5 separate regions of the Homo sapiens genome follow, and regions 1, 3, 4 and 5 are each linked to region 2. Evidence: chromatin contacts called from ENCODE Hi-C or POLR2A ChIA-PET data. All regions are on one chromosome and are shown on one strand. The core of a region is the stretch at or near the end of the contact, and the rest is flanking DNA. Distances in the headings are between cores, read along the strand shown.

Evidence for each region. Hi-C counts contacts between places; a loop is a spot of excess contacts on that map. ChIA-PET counts read pairs that join two places held with the same protein, here RNA polymerase II (POLR2A). Pooled maps may share reads with other maps.
Region 1: a loop to region 2 is called in a map of B cell, with 16 times the contacts of the local background. The contact joins the promoter of RABL3 here to the promoter of SEC22A in region 2. A Hi-C loop is called at or near these places in 4 of 168 maps with a recorded cell type or tissue (B cell, CD4-positive, alpha-beta memory T cell and naive thymus-derived CD4-positive, alpha-beta T cell) and 10 of 50 pooled maps.
Region 3: a loop to region 2 is called in a map of CD8-positive, alpha-beta T cell, with 14 times the contacts of the local background. The contact joins the promoter of LRRC58 here to the promoter of SEC22A in region 2. A Hi-C loop is called at or near these places in 2 of 168 maps with a recorded cell type or tissue (CD8-positive, alpha-beta T cell and naive thymus-derived CD4-positive, alpha-beta T cell) and 7 of 50 pooled maps. POLR2A ChIA-PET finds 5 or more read pairs at or near these places in 1 of 52 experiments (Caco-2).
Region 4: a loop to region 2 is called in a map of CD8-positive, alpha-beta T cell, with 21 times the contacts of the local background. The contact joins the promoter of ALDH1L1-AS1 here to the promoter of SEC22A in region 2. A Hi-C loop is called at or near these places in 3 of 168 maps with a recorded cell type or tissue (CD4-positive, alpha-beta T cell, CD8-positive, alpha-beta T cell and naive thymus-derived CD4-positive, alpha-beta T cell) and 9 of 50 pooled maps.
Region 5: a loop to region 2 is called in a map of CD8-positive, alpha-beta T cell, with 18 times the contacts of the local background. The contact joins the promoter of NDUFB4 here to the promoter of SEC22A in region 2. A Hi-C loop is called at or near these places in 2 of 168 maps with a recorded cell type or tissue (CD4-positive, alpha-beta memory T cell and CD8-positive, alpha-beta T cell), 1 of 37 single-sample maps with no recorded cell type and 9 of 50 pooled maps.

The regions. Positions count from the first base shown.
Region 1 is chr3:120,741,263-120,744,018 of GRCh38, forward strand. It overlaps RABL3 (RAB, member of RAS oncogene family like 3), which reads right to left and starts at 1,254. Exons shown (of 8, transcript NM_173825.5): 1 at 1,200-1,254. The coding sequence starts at 1,245. GTF2E1 (general transcription factor IIE subunit 1) reads left to right here and starts at 1,482. Exons shown (of 5, transcript NM_005513.3): 1 at 1,482-1,532. RefSeq lists enhancers at 515-1,153, 985-1,274, 1,154-1,792, 1,240-1,534, 1,415-1,534.
Region 2 is chr3:123,200,643-123,203,342 of GRCh38, forward strand. SEC22A (SEC22 homolog A, vesicle trafficking protein) reads left to right here and starts at 1,301. Exons shown (of 7, transcript NM_012430.5): 1 at 1,301-1,344. RefSeq lists enhancers at 858-1,007, 1,018-1,097, 1,338-1,387.
Region 3 is chr3:120,347,925-120,350,624 of GRCh38, forward strand. It overlaps LRRC58 (leucine rich repeat containing 58), which reads right to left and starts at 1,430. Exons shown (of 4, transcript NM_001099678.2): 1 at 820-1,430. The coding sequence starts at 1,319. It also overlaps the pseudogene BTNL12P. RefSeq lists an enhancer at 696-745 and a silencer at 1,096-1,425.
Region 4 is chr3:126,082,880-126,085,579 of GRCh38, forward strand. It overlaps ALDH1L1-AS1 (ALDH1L1 antisense RNA 1), which reads left to right and starts at 1,336. Exons shown (of 8, transcript NR_190231.1): 1 at 1,336-1,573. It overlaps SLC41A3 (solute carrier family 41 member 3), which reads right to left and starts at 1,245. Exons shown (of 11, transcript NM_017836.4): 1 at 1,214-1,245. RefSeq lists silencers at 893-1,002, 1,043-1,592.
Region 5 is chr3:120,594,893-120,597,592 of GRCh38, forward strand. NDUFB4 (NADH:ubiquinone oxidoreductase subunit B4) reads left to right here and starts at 1,444. Exons shown (of 3, transcript NM_004547.6): 1 at 1,444-1,647. The coding sequence starts at 1,468. RefSeq lists an enhancer at 1,515-1,854.

The sequences.
Region 1 (2,756 bases), core at 4-2,503, 2.5 Mb before region 2:
AAATTGTGATTATGTTCATTAAGTTTCAAAAGGCAACTTTCTTAGGGGAATATTAAATAATGCTCTCTGTAAAATATTTCATAATGCAAATAATCCTCAGGGCAATGTGAAAACATTCTTAACCTATATTTGCTGCCCACAATTTTATTTAGTTTCTATTAAGTTTTCAAGCCTCTCCACCTCCAAGCATCTAGCACAACGTCTTTGCTCACAACACATGCTCTTAGGCCAACTCCAGAGGAGCGCTTCTATAAAATGCAAGGTCAGCATTTATTGAAGTTACTAAGGAGAGCTGAATTGGGGATTATGGAAGAAAAGATAAGGGCAGTGAGGTGGGAGCTGGAAATCCAGACGCCAGCTGTAGTTCTCAAATGTCCCAGGTGTCAAAAGAATTCTTTTTGCATCCACTGAGATTAAAAAAATATATATATATTTAACACTAGGATTAAATTGGGCTCAGCGTTAAATCCTAGCTGCTTCAGAATAAAACTCTTACTTTAATTTCTCTATTGTACAGTCTAGGACATAATAGGTTTTCAATGAAGATCAAACGAGAACCAGGAAATTAAGCTCAGTTAAGAATAAAACAGGACCACTACCCAATATGTCACTGCATAATTATAACTTAGCGTTTAAGTTCGTGGACTCCGCGTTCAAAAGGATTCTGTCATTTACATCTCTCTGCCTCACTACTCTCATCTGTAAAATGGGATAACAGGACTGTCTCAGAATTAAATGAGTTAATACATGCGAAGCGCTTGCCAGTGCACGTTTCTCAGTGCACGTTTCTCAGTGCACGTTTGACTTCCTTAATGAACAAAATCTCTTGAAGGCACGGTCCTACTAACTTCTGTACCCTTAACATAGAACCCCATACAATACTCAATGCCTGCTTTTTTTTTTTTTTTTTTTAATAAAAGAATTGACAATACACTCTAGGCTGGGGTCGCCTGGGAGACCGATGCGGAAAGCCGCGAAGGCAAAAGACCCGGGCTCCGCGACCCCCACCCGCGCGACGACGCCGCCGCCACCGCGTCGTCACACGGAGCAAAGTCCCCTGGGAAGTGTAGTCTTCAGGCCCTGGGAGGGACTTCAGCCACGGGCCGAGGAGCCAGGAAGTTGAGGGAAGGAAGCTAAGGGGAGGGTTACTGGGTAACTCAAAAGTGTCTGGAGCCCCAGAGGTAGGGTAAGCCGCTCACCTGAGTCTCCCAACACCAGTACCTTCACCCGATCCAGGGACGCCATCTTGCCACTGCCTTCCCTGGGTTAACGCCTGTTCCTGGATTGTAAGCCAATCAGAGTTGGGCATGGAGGGCAGAGCCTTCAATTTCATTGGCCACTCGGAGCGTGACTGTCTTGATCGAAGGTTTCACTGAACTCATTGGCTGGTCTGGTAAAAGGTAGCGGGGTGCTTCCCCAGCTGGTCGCAGGAATAGTGCGTTTTCTTTGTCGCGCAAGGGGCGTGGTTCATTTAAGCCGGTAGTTGAAGCGCTGGGGGCAGCTGTAGTGGGAGTGTTCCAGGATTCGCCTTGGTAAACCTTGTTCCCTGTTCCTTGTTCGGAGTTCCCTGGCCGGGCATTGCATTTCATGATTTCTTCTTCCTTTCGCTCCCTCTTAACTATCCTCCCCTAATGAATTACCCTGTTGCCTTGGTCCTCTTGGTCCTCCAAAGAACCATTGACCCCGGAGCGGCCCGTGTGCGACCTCGGGTAGGGCGGGCTTGGCTGCGCCGAGTGTGGCCCTGGACCCAACTGGGAGAGTCCGAGGGAGTTTGGGGTCTCGGAGTCTCGCATTGGGGAGGAGTGCATATCACCGAACGCGTCTCGTGGAGGGCAGCTGGGTCCGGAGGTTTCGCGGTAGTTTGCCGCTGTGTGTGTGAAGGCGTGGAAAGTGCCATGAAATGTGGTAACACAACACCGCAGTTAGATGTGTAGAATCCCAAGTTGTTCTAGAACTGGAGTGGCGATTTACTGAAGTAATCTAACTGGTCTCTTCGCATCCACTTTTCTTGTTTTTTTCTCCACTCTGCAGTCAGTACAATCTTTTAACATCCTGAATTTGATCCACGCACCTCCCGCTTAAAACTGTTTTAAATTTAAGAAGAGAGTGCCCAGTAGCCTGTCCGATTCTACCTTGGAAACAAGAGTGGAGGAAGTGAAGCAGGGGGAAGCTGGCAAGATGAGCCATGTTGGAACAAAACGTGCCTAGGAGACATATGGAAAGTTTTATGGAAGTACTTGTCTGGCTATGCTAGATGCTGGAAATTAATTGGTGAACAAGATGAAGTCTGGTCTTAGAGATAGACATGGAGAAAGTACAAGAAGGGGGAAAGAGCCATGGAACACGTGAAAGGGGATGATTGTATGCTACTTAATGGGGAGTCTGGGAAGGCCTCCATGAGGAAATATCATTTGAGACTTGAAGGATGATTAGGAGAAGGGGGTTTGGGCTTAGCTGTAGGGGCAGAAGGAACAGCATGTGCAAAGCCTTGGGATGCAGGGAAAGCACATGTGGCTCATGGAATTGAGAATATGCTGGTGTGGCTGGTTATGAGGCTGACAGGGTAGACAGAGGGCAGAGGGTGCCTTCTTTTCAACTTTGTTTCTCTGGCTCCGTGCCTGGTGCACAGTAGTCCTTAAATGTTGATATGATTAAAATACACGTGGGTCTGGGCTGGGGTAGGGAGGTGAGGCTGGGATCTGACTCATGGACTATGGAGATCAAAGGAAGAAACAAAGGTCCTAGGAGGTCCCACG
Region 2 (2,700 bases), core at 51-2,550:
TGGCTTCTTAATCCATCTAGTTACTTAAGGAGTCATCCTTAATATTCCTTTTTGTTGACCCTTCCCGGCAAACCAATCCGTTATGAAGTCCCTTGGATACCATTTCTAATTTATACATATCTTGAAATTATCTACCTCTTTCTGTCTCTAACTCCCATTACACTAGTTCAAGCCCCATCATTTCTGGCTTTGCCTGACGCAACTGCCTCCAAATGGCTTTCCAGCAGCCCTTCTTGCCCTTTTCCACACTATTCTCCACAAACAGCCTGAGTGATTCTTAAATATGCAAATAGGATCCTACTTAATAGTCTTTATTAGCTGCCCATTGACCTTGGGCTGAGATGAGACAAGGGCCAGACCATGCTGACTCTTATTGGCCACATTACAGATTTCAGGCTGTATTTTGGAAGATATCTTAAGGTCAACGGGCAAAGTTTCTCCTTGCTCCCTACACTCCATCCACACTGACTCCCTTTTAGTTCCTAGAGCACAAGAAGTTCTTTCATGCCCCGACAACCTCACACAATATTTCCTTGGCGGGGAACATTCTCTAAGGCTCTTCAATATGCCTGCCGCTTAAAAGGCACTTATTCAGAAGTCTTTTCCCTGATAGTCCAAAATTAATTGATCATTGCACCCACTAATTTTCCCTCCCAATACTGACAATTTGTAGTTCTGTAACTATTTATGCTTTAATATCTCTTGCTCCAATTACTCCTTAAATTCCATCAAGTGTTATGTCCACTCCTGTAACCCCGTGCTTAACACGGTGCTTGGCACATGGTAAACAGTCAGGAAATGCCTGTTTAATAATGCATGACCGATGCGAAGGCTGGAAGGGGTCGCAGGGTCAGCATCTGGCACTTCTCTGCCATGGTTAGTTTCCTTCTTGTGTGTGGGAATAGACGGGGCCAGGTCTTCTCCTTGCTCACCCAGAGGGGGCTTTTCTCCCTGTCCCCTTTATAAGTGTCTGCTGTAGGGCCGCGTGTGAGAGACAAAATGCCTGCAGAAACAGGGCGGCGAGCGGAAGAGATTGGCCCTATTTCTGAAGTCAACGTAGTTCTGTCATCAGAGGATGCTGTACTTTTCTGGCGCAGGTGCGAGAGAAGCTGCCAATCTCTCCTGGAGCGGGTGGGACTAAGGAGGGCCCCGGGAGCTGGGGGGTTGTTGTGTCCTTCCTGCAGAACCCGATTGGCCTGGGTGAGCTGAGGGAACGGGGGCGTGGTTTGATTCCGCGGGCGCGAGCCACGTTGGACGCGCCGCAGCGTCGCCGAAAGGTCCCTCCCAGGCCCCACAATGCACTTCGGGGCGCGTCACTCGGAGCGGCGGGTCCCGTCTCGACAGGTACTCCCCGGCCCCTCCCAGTCCTCTTCTTCCTTTCTTAGGGGTCGTTCGAATCCCTGCCGGCCTCTCCCCTCCCGCTCCCTGCCTCTCGCCACAGCCTCGGCCTTCGCCCTCGGGATTGAAGACCTACCCCACGGGCAGGAGCCAAGTCCGTGCCTTTGGGATGGGAGTCGGGGCCGCGGAGCTCTGGAGGGACGGGCAAGCGGGGACCCCGTCCCCTTCGACTTGAGGGTTCTCTGGGGCCAGGCGGGCGGCGGTTGCGCCTCGTCTGAGCCGCCTCGGGTGTTGGGCAGCCAGGAAAGGAGTGTTTGAAGGGGAGGGACAGTCGCACTTGGCTGTCAGCATGGTGGTGGGGATTCCCTGGCGCCCAGGTGTCAGAAACACGGTGATCTACCTGTGTAGGTGGCCCATGAGAGCTTGAGGTGGCATTTCCTATTTCTTTTAGGCAGAATGGGACTTGAACCAGTGTCTTACTTTACGTTTTGTGGGGATGGAGTGAGCCCTGAGCCCAGATATTTGCCCGCGTTGGCTCACGGAAATCTCTTGAGACCCTGTCTCAAGAGTCACTTTGGGAACGATGTGGCAGAAGGGAGACCTGAGCAATTGGCTCGGCAAGTGGAGGAGGCTTCCAAAAGAAAAGGACAAGCCCCAGCTGGCTTGAATCTCTCTGCCAGTGAAGACAGCTTAAGATAATTTTTCCCTGCTGCTTAGTTTCCTGGATCATCCACCTGGGGCAGGGGGCGAGCTTGAGAACCAGTCCCTCCTATGCCTATTCAGCCAAGGCAAAGCCTAGCCCAGAGCAAAAGTATCAGCCACCAGACTGGAGATGTTGGGATCTTCAGTCAGGGGAACAGCCACTTTTCAAACTCTGAATCACTTTCCATGTTACTGATATTTGCTTACATGCTAAGATTGTAAGGAATCAGGCAATGCCTTAAACGGTACCTACAATTTCTGATATATTAAGGTTCATTCAGTATTTGACTCTGACACCTGTGACCATATCCTAAAGTAATGGGACATTCGGGTATTTCCTATGTTGAAAACCATCACATCTGTTTAGTGCCTTTTTTTTTTTTTTTTTTTTTTTTTTTTTTTTTTGCGTGCAACTGGTTAAAATCGAAGTATATCTTATGTTGGTATATGAAAGAGGCCTAGGTCTTATCACAGGGGTGCCTGTGACCTTCCTTGAGTGTCTCACAGAGTTGTTAGAATTGGGCCTGAGTTTAAATCCCTACTTTGTCACCTACTCGTTTAGGGATTAAAAAAAATTCCTCAAGCTTTCTGGGCTTGAATTTCCTCAAAGGTAAAATGGAACTAATAATACCTATCTCACAGGTTTTTGGAACGCTTAAA
Region 3 (2,700 bases), core at 180-2,679, 2.9 Mb before region 2:
TAGTAGGTGAAGCAGATAATTCCTGTAAACAAGGAATCATATCCAATAAGGTAAATGCAAAGGCAAGATGAATGAAGCACAGAGAAAGTACAGCATAGGCTGTACTTTTTTGTGCAGGGAGTAGTAACGAAAAAAATTGTTGTGCAGGGAGTAGTAAAAAAGGAATCACAGAGATGATTAACTTGAGATAGCTTTTGAAGGATGATAGGCGTTTGCCAGGTGAAGGAAACATTCCAAGCAAGGGAAACAGCACGTGTACAGAGGCACTGCATCCATTCAACACATACTGAGTGCCTACCAGCAACTCCAAGCTGCTTTCTCTACGTGGGAAAATGCATAGGTCACTGAACTCCACAAATGGTAGTTGGTACTGCCACAGAGAAGAGGAAGCTGCAAATGTAGTGGAAAGCAAGGGTTAGATCAGAGCACCTTGTACGCCACGCTCAAAGGCACGTACTTTGATCTATAGAGATGGAAATCCACGGAAGACTTTTGAGCAAAGAAGTGACAACCTCTGATTTACATCTGTTTTGAGTTTCCACTCAGTTTGGATCACGCCCCAGATTCAATAAGGAAGACAGAAAAAATGCCTCGAGAATCTGCATAGGCCAAACACAACACACCAAACAGTCACACATGCGAACATACTAGGTATTTACAACAACTTGCTGAGATGGTTGGGCAGAACTCACTACCGCACAGTTAAAGAGAAAGCTTGGAAATAGTTACGTGACAAACGTTGAGGTGCCCAGGCCCGGCGCCCCAGGGTTCCCGGACACCGCCCGAGGCCTCCCCACCCTCCGGCACACACCCGCTCACCTCTGCAAGTTCTCGATCTCAGCCGGGATGCTCTGCAGTTGGTTGCCGCCCAGGCTCAGGGTCTGCAGCGCGCGCAGCTCTAAGAGCGAGGCAGGCACCTCCTGGAAACAGTTGCCGCTGAGGTTGAGCACCTGGAGGCTGCGGCAGAGCGGCGACTGGGCCAGGCCCTTGGGCAGCGCACTGGGCCCGCCGAGCCGGTTGTTCTTGGCCAGCAGCGTGCGCAGGCCGCGCAGAGCGAGCAGCTCCGGCCCGAGCGCGGTCAACGCGTTGCCGCTCACGTCCAGCAGCTGGAGGTGCGGGAAGCCGCTGCCCAGCGCCCGTGGCAGCGACACCAGACGGTTGTGAGGCAGCAGCAGCCGCAGCAGCGCCTCCCGCGCCCCGCGCCGCTCCTCCCCCCGCGCCTCCAGCTCAGACTCCAGCGTCTCGGTGGACACGCTGAGGCGGGACCAGTTCAGTTCGGCCTCCCCGGCCGTGACCACCGCTGCTCCGGCCTCCTCCATCCTGGCCACCGCACGGCGCGTGGCGCCGGATTCCCCAGAGCGCCGCGCGCGGTCCAGAGGCCGGGAGCTCTGCGGCGCCCCGGAACCTGAACCGAGGGCTGAGTCGGAAGTGGCGCGGGCGGGCGCAAACCCTGCGCGCCTTGGCCGAGTCACGCGACGCGAGTCCTGGGGTGCGCGCGCCGCTCCGGGGCGGGCTCTGCCTCACGAGGCGCGGGGCGCGGAGTGGCAAGAGCGCAGCATGGGCTGCGCAGAACTGAGGCAGACACCCAGAGGCTGCCAAATTGTCATCTGAGCCGGACCGGGTTTCGGCGGCCGCGCTTTATAGTCGCTGGAGCCTGGTGACCTATTCCAGGGCTACAAGACTGCCTCGGCAAACAGCCCAAGGATGTTCGGTTATCTCGCCTTGAGGGTTCGCGCGTCACGTGCCCCCCCCGTCCCCCGCTTGTTTTTCAGTTTAAAAGTGGGGCCCGTGTCTGCAGGACTCTGTGAGCACACAGTAATTTAGTGGTGATTTAGCTCCATGACAGAAAACCGCAGGAATTTAAAGTCCGAGGATTAACAAAGCCGACCTCGAAATGTGAACGCAGCTGGACTAGACCTCAGAACCCCCGGACCCTTACTGGAGGTTCCGCTGTTAAATAGCCTAGGGCAGGGATTTGATTTCAGTTGCCCCATGCATAAAATATGGGTAACACCCGCACTACTTGCCCCACAGAATTATTTTTTTCTTTTTTAAGGCAGAAATGTGTATCAAGTAAGGACGTTTTGCCCGTTTTAATTGTAGAAGCACATACGTGGCTTTTGGTGTAAGTTGTGTCTAGGAGTGAATTTGGGAGATATGGAGGCGGTTGCATGATTTGAGATAGCTCAAATTAATGAGTTAGTTTAAAAACTCAAAGCATAGAGTTTGTACTGCAGGTCAAAACTACAGTTTGGGAAAATCCTGATCTGGTACTAATTTAGTAATTCTAATTAACGTATTTTTCATCCTTGTCCCAAACTCAATCTTTTCTGAAATTACATTTTATGATTTTGAAAAGTAATGAATAGAAATGAGAAAAAATGCTTAGCTTTTTTTTTTTTTAACAAAGCTTATACATAAGAAAGTTAAGTGGTCGTGTATAATCAACGACATTAAATTGCTTTCCTCCTTAAAAAAGGAAAGTCGTTTTTTTCTTGCCAGTCATTTATTTGTATGAGAAACTATGCCTTTACTCTGCAGTCAAACTTTAATTTCTGATTGAGTGGTAGTCCTAGAAGGACGTACTTTGTATGTTTAAGCTAATGGTGGAATGCTTTTTAAAACTGATGAGTCATCTGTTTTGAAAGAGTCCTTTTAAGAACAGACCTTATTTTGGGTCAAGCCAGCATTCTAACAGTA
Region 4 (2,700 bases), core at 86-2,585, 2.9 Mb after region 2:
GGACCTCTGGGCTTCACCCCTCCCCACCTTCACAGGGGACCTCGCCTCAGTGGGAATGTTCTGGAGCCGGAACCCAAGGTTGGAATCCCAGCTCCTCCCCTTTCTAGGTCTGTGACCTTGGAAAAATTAAACTTTCTGTACCTCTGTTGCCTAATCTGTGAAATGGGGTAATACTACCTACTGTGTAGGGCTGTGAAGATTAAATGGAGTCATGCATTATCATCACAGGGCACCTGGCCCATCCTCAACCCCAGTTCAGACTCCTCAAAGCCCTAAGGTTTCAGATCAATGGTCAGAACCACGAGGAGGACCTGCTAAAGACAAGTATGGGGACCCACCCCCAAGGTTTAGGATTTAGAAGGTCAGGGTGGGGCTGGGGAACCCGCATTTCTAGCAGATCTCAGGAAAGGCAGTGCTGCTGGTCCTGGGACCACAGTTTGAAAACCACTGGTGTAAAAAAAGCCTTCTAAAAAAAAGTGGGATTTGATCACTAAAGTCATATGGAAAAAACTGGAAGAAAGAGGAAAAAATAAACAAATAAATAACGGGATTTTAAAGAGACCTATCCCACCGGCTCTCCTGGATGGAGAGAGTGTGGGACTCTGAGACAGACTCCCGGCTGGGCACCCCCAGGAGGTTTTCTTCACCAGAGGTTTGCACCGAGCCCACCCAGGACAGTGGGCTGAGCCTGTGGTAGAGGCTGGCGGGAGGTCTGGCTGAGGCAGCGAGGGGTCCCTGCGCGCGGGCGCTGCAGGAGTCACGCGTGTGACATCCAACCAGGAGCCGTGCCCTGAGCAGGCCAGGAAGGAGGAGACAGGGCCGCTGAATGCACACCGCAGCGGTGTGGGGAGCGGCCTCAGACACCTAAGGGTAGGACCGGCCGGCTCCCCCGCGACCCCCAGCGCCTGGGTTCTCTCCCGGCCTCCCCGAGGCGTGGCCTACCCCAGGCATGGCCCCACCCCGCCCCAGGCCGCCCCTCCGACCCCTCGTGTTTACCTCATCTCCCGCGCGCCTTTCCCCCACCGAGTCCCCCAAATCCCGGTCCCCACCTGACTCCCCCTCCCGCCGAGCCCCCAGGGCCCGGCGCCCGGCTCACTCGCCTCCCGCGCACCCACTCCCGGGCGCCCTCTCCCGCGCGCCTCCCCGACCCCCCTTGGGCCCCAGCTGACCCCACCTTCCGCCCCAACCCCGCCCGGAACAGGGCCGCGCTTACCGGGTCCCCTCCCAGGCGGCGGCGGGAAAGAGGCGGGCGGAGGACGCAGGGGCGGGCCTGCGGCTCAGGCAGGAAGCGGGAAGGCCGGGCCTCCCTGGCCCCGCCCCGGCCGGGCGGCCGGACCTCGGACGACTTGGCGCTCCGGGACAGCAGCAGACGCCCAAGCTCCGGCAGCGCAGAGCCCCGCCGGGGGCCCGGGGGGCTGGGAGCCGGGGATCGCGGGGACGGAAGTGGGGGACCGAGTCTCGCGAGCCCGGGCCCTCCTCGCAGCTGGGGCCCCACTGGCGCCCCCGCGGGAGCGCTACGGGAGAGGCGCCTATGCGGCTGCAGGTTTTATTATGGAGCTGTCAAGGTAGAAAGGTACGGAGAACGGGAACCCACCGACAGCCAACTTCCCTTGGGACCCGCCTTTTGCTTTAAAAACAACAACGACAAGTCTGTGCTTCACCCCACACATGCCTTTCGTTTTCCCTTTTTTCCCAGAGTAATTTTAAAGCATCCCAGTGGATAAATTCTCCTTTAAATACTCGAGTATGTTTAATCAGTAAGGCCTATTTTTTTAAACATTCTCATAGTATTACGGTCACACCTAACGAAATTGGCAATTCCCAGTCCGGGCCTGAGGGAGGCCTGATGGTTCACAAGACTTGGTAAAATATATCATTATATTTTAAACCAAAAAATAAATGATAAGGCACCTCCCCGTTCCCAACCACCAAATCATCCGAATGGACTTCTTCCTCAGCCAGGACTTTTAGAATTTAACCTGAAAAACTGGTTCAGGCCATAAGGGGAAGTGGAGGCCGAACATGCCTCATTATCCCTCTCCTGCATTAACATCAACACAGACTTTAAGTCTGATAAGAAACATTTTACAGCCTCTTCTCTCTGAAGCCTGCTACCCTATCCGAATACTTCATCTGCGTGATAAAACACATTGGTCTCCACAACCTCTTAACCCAGACATTCCTTTCTTTAATCCCAGGTCTTTGGACAAACTCAACCAATTGTCAACCAGAAAATGTTTAAGTTGACCTATACCCTAGAACCACCCTCCCCCTCTTTGAGTTTTCCTGCCTTTCTGGATCAAACAAATTTATTTCTTAAATGAACTTAACTTGAAGTCTCATGCCTCCTCAGAATGTATTAAACCAAGCTGCACCCCGACCTCCTTGGGCACATGTTCTCAAGACCTCCTGAAGGCTGTGTCACTGGCTGTGGTCACTCATATTTGGCTCACAATAAATCTCTTCAAATATTTTACAGAGTTTGACTCTTCCACAATAATTTGGCACCCAGCGTGGGGCCTCAGAGAAGACTCAGGACCCCAAAGGAGTTGCCTGAACTCGGAGCGAAGATACCAGTGGGGCCCATTGAAGCCTCCCAGACTTCTAGCTTCTCCCCCGATGGAACTGGTTAAGTTCTCCTGAGCCCCAGATCGCCCTTTGGTTGACAGTCCTTCGTTTAGTGTGAGCTGGTTTTTCTCC
Region 5 (2,700 bases), core at 194-2,693, 2.6 Mb before region 2:
CCTTTTTTTTTCTCCTTTAAAATCGAGTCTGAGTAACTCGTCTTGTGTTCATTTTTTCTACATTCTCTCAGCCTGAATCCTCATGAGTCCATTTTGCTCTATATTCATCTGGACATTAGACTACTTTGAAATATTACCATTTCTGCCTATTCTTTCTGTACTGCCTGATTGTCAGCTCCCGAAAGGCAAACACCCCATCTTCCATTTTGTCTGGATTTCCCCCACTGAGCCTAGAAGATTGACTTAACACTGACTAGTGTGCTGTGTGCTTCACGCGGTGGGTGCTTAATAAATATTTTAAAACAGTATTAAAATGTTGAATAAATTTGACAGCAGTGCTGCTTCTCATCATTTCAAATGCCAACACTTTCTAGGTCCCTTTTCTAGCAACCATTTCCCAACATACCTACGCGCCCCCAGACGTTTCAGCCAAGCTGGGGCTCTCTTTTGATCCATCCTTCTTTGCCCGAGTTATGGAAATATTGTTTACATTTTTTCCCCTGAGGAGAAGGGGAACCCAAAGACCCTGCTGTGAAACTTGAAGTTGTTTTTCTCCTTGGTAACTGGGGAGAAGGAAGGACAGTAGGGACAGAGAAGGTTTTGTTTCTGATTACTTCAGTTTTCGCCCCAGATCGTCTTTTACAATAAGATACATGCCCCTATGAGTATTTTCATACCTGTAAGGATGTTTTTAATTCTTTGCATCTGAAGAGTGCTAAGGATTTTAGGCAAGAGGTTTTAGTATTTTAACTAAGATGTTTTCTCATGAGCTTTATTCAGTATCTCATTTTCTTCCTGACCTTCTATAGTCAGTCAGGCAACATTTCTCTTATAACATCATTTTTCCTATTAATCATTATTTCGTACCTGTGAAAAATAAGCTTACACTTAATGTTGTATGAATCTAGCATGGTAAAGTACAGAAAAGCTTATTCTCTTCTTCTTGGGTAGGGAATTCTGTTTTGCAAAGCACTTTGTGATCTATTTGTTAGCTTATTTAATCCTCACAACAACTTTGCTAGGTGGACAGGAGTCATTATCTCCAGGATAAGGAAAAGGAAACTCAGAGACTTTAAGTGACTTATCCAAGGTGACACAGCACGGTTAGACCCACAATGAAAACCCGGACTTCTGACTCCACAGCCAGTCCCACACAGCTCAACTTTACATAATAAGCCCTGGTTATGTCAGTAGAGACAAGGCTGCTAGGAAGAAGCAGCGCGGTGACAGATGAGTAGGTGGGGAGCGGCGGTGGGGCAGGGCGCACTGCGAGAAGAGCACTTCGCGCATGCGCATATCACCGAGCGAACGCGCCGTGTTCGGGAAGGTAGGAGAAAGAGGCGGAGCTCCTTGTTAACGACATCCCCAACCTCTGCTAACGCGCAGGCGCACTTCCTGAAGCTGAAGGTCAGCATAGACAAAGGGCCTCAGAATCGCGCAGGCGCAATTGTGCCCTGGTTCGCCAAGATGTCGTTCCCAAAGTATAAGCCGTCGAGCCTGCGCACTCTGCCTGAGACCCTCGACCCAGCCGAATACAACATATCTCCGGAAACCCGGCGGGCGCAAGCCGAGCGGTTGGCCATAAGAGCCCAGCTGAAACGAGAGTACCTGCTTCAGTACAACGATCCCAACCGCCGAGGGCTCATCGTGAGTGTGGGGCCTCCCAGGCGGGAATAGGGCCCGAGTCCTGGGAGAGACCGAGAGAGACCACGCAAAGGGTCGGCCACCGCTCCCGATCAGTATCTCAGACGCAGGTCCTCTTCCAGGCCTAGCCAACTCACTACCCTTTTACCTTTGCCAGAGCTTGGCCCTCGAGAGGACCGGCTCTGGACTCAGACCTGGCTGGGTTTGAATCCTGGCTTGATCACTTCCTGCCTGCGTGACCTTAAGAACGTTATTCACTCTGCTTATCCTCGATTTTCTGTCTGCAAAATGGGCGTAATATAGTGCTTACTCTTTTATCAGGCTGTTAGGATTAAATGAGATAGAGTATGTGACTGTCCTAGCACAGTGCCTCGTTCGTAAGGCGTGTTCAGAAAATGTTTCTATATATATGCATATATATATTATATTATATATATATTCTATATATATGCATATATATTATATTCTATATATATGCATATATATTTTATATATATGCATATATATTATATTCTATATATATGCATATATATTTTATATATATATATAATTTTAAAGAGCTGGTGTTTACCTTTCAGTTCACAGCTCATAGGGATACTGCTCTCTCCTGATGGGAATACAGTGATTCCTTCAACCTGCATCTTTTAAAGACCCTGAAGCTTGCTGAAGTTCTAGGCTTTGGAGTCAGAACCCAAAGCACTACTCATTGGCTAACTCTGTTACCTTGGGCAACTTCAACTCCTCTGAATTATAGTTTCCTGGTTTCGTATATAAATGATGTGCATTATGAGGTTAAATAAGACAGTCTGTGTAACATTCGCAGCACATAATATATGCCCAGTAAACTGGTAATTAACAGGTGTGCTTTCATTAGGTAGTTTTCTATACAGGAACTAAGTAGGTTAAATATGATGTTAACAGAACAGGACTGGACTTTTCCCACACGTTGCATTGGTGTTTTGGAATTTTTGGAAGTTATGAGGATTGAATGAAAGTTACAATGTGCCAGGCACTGTGCTAAAACTCTTTTTGAGTACTATTTACATATCACAACTA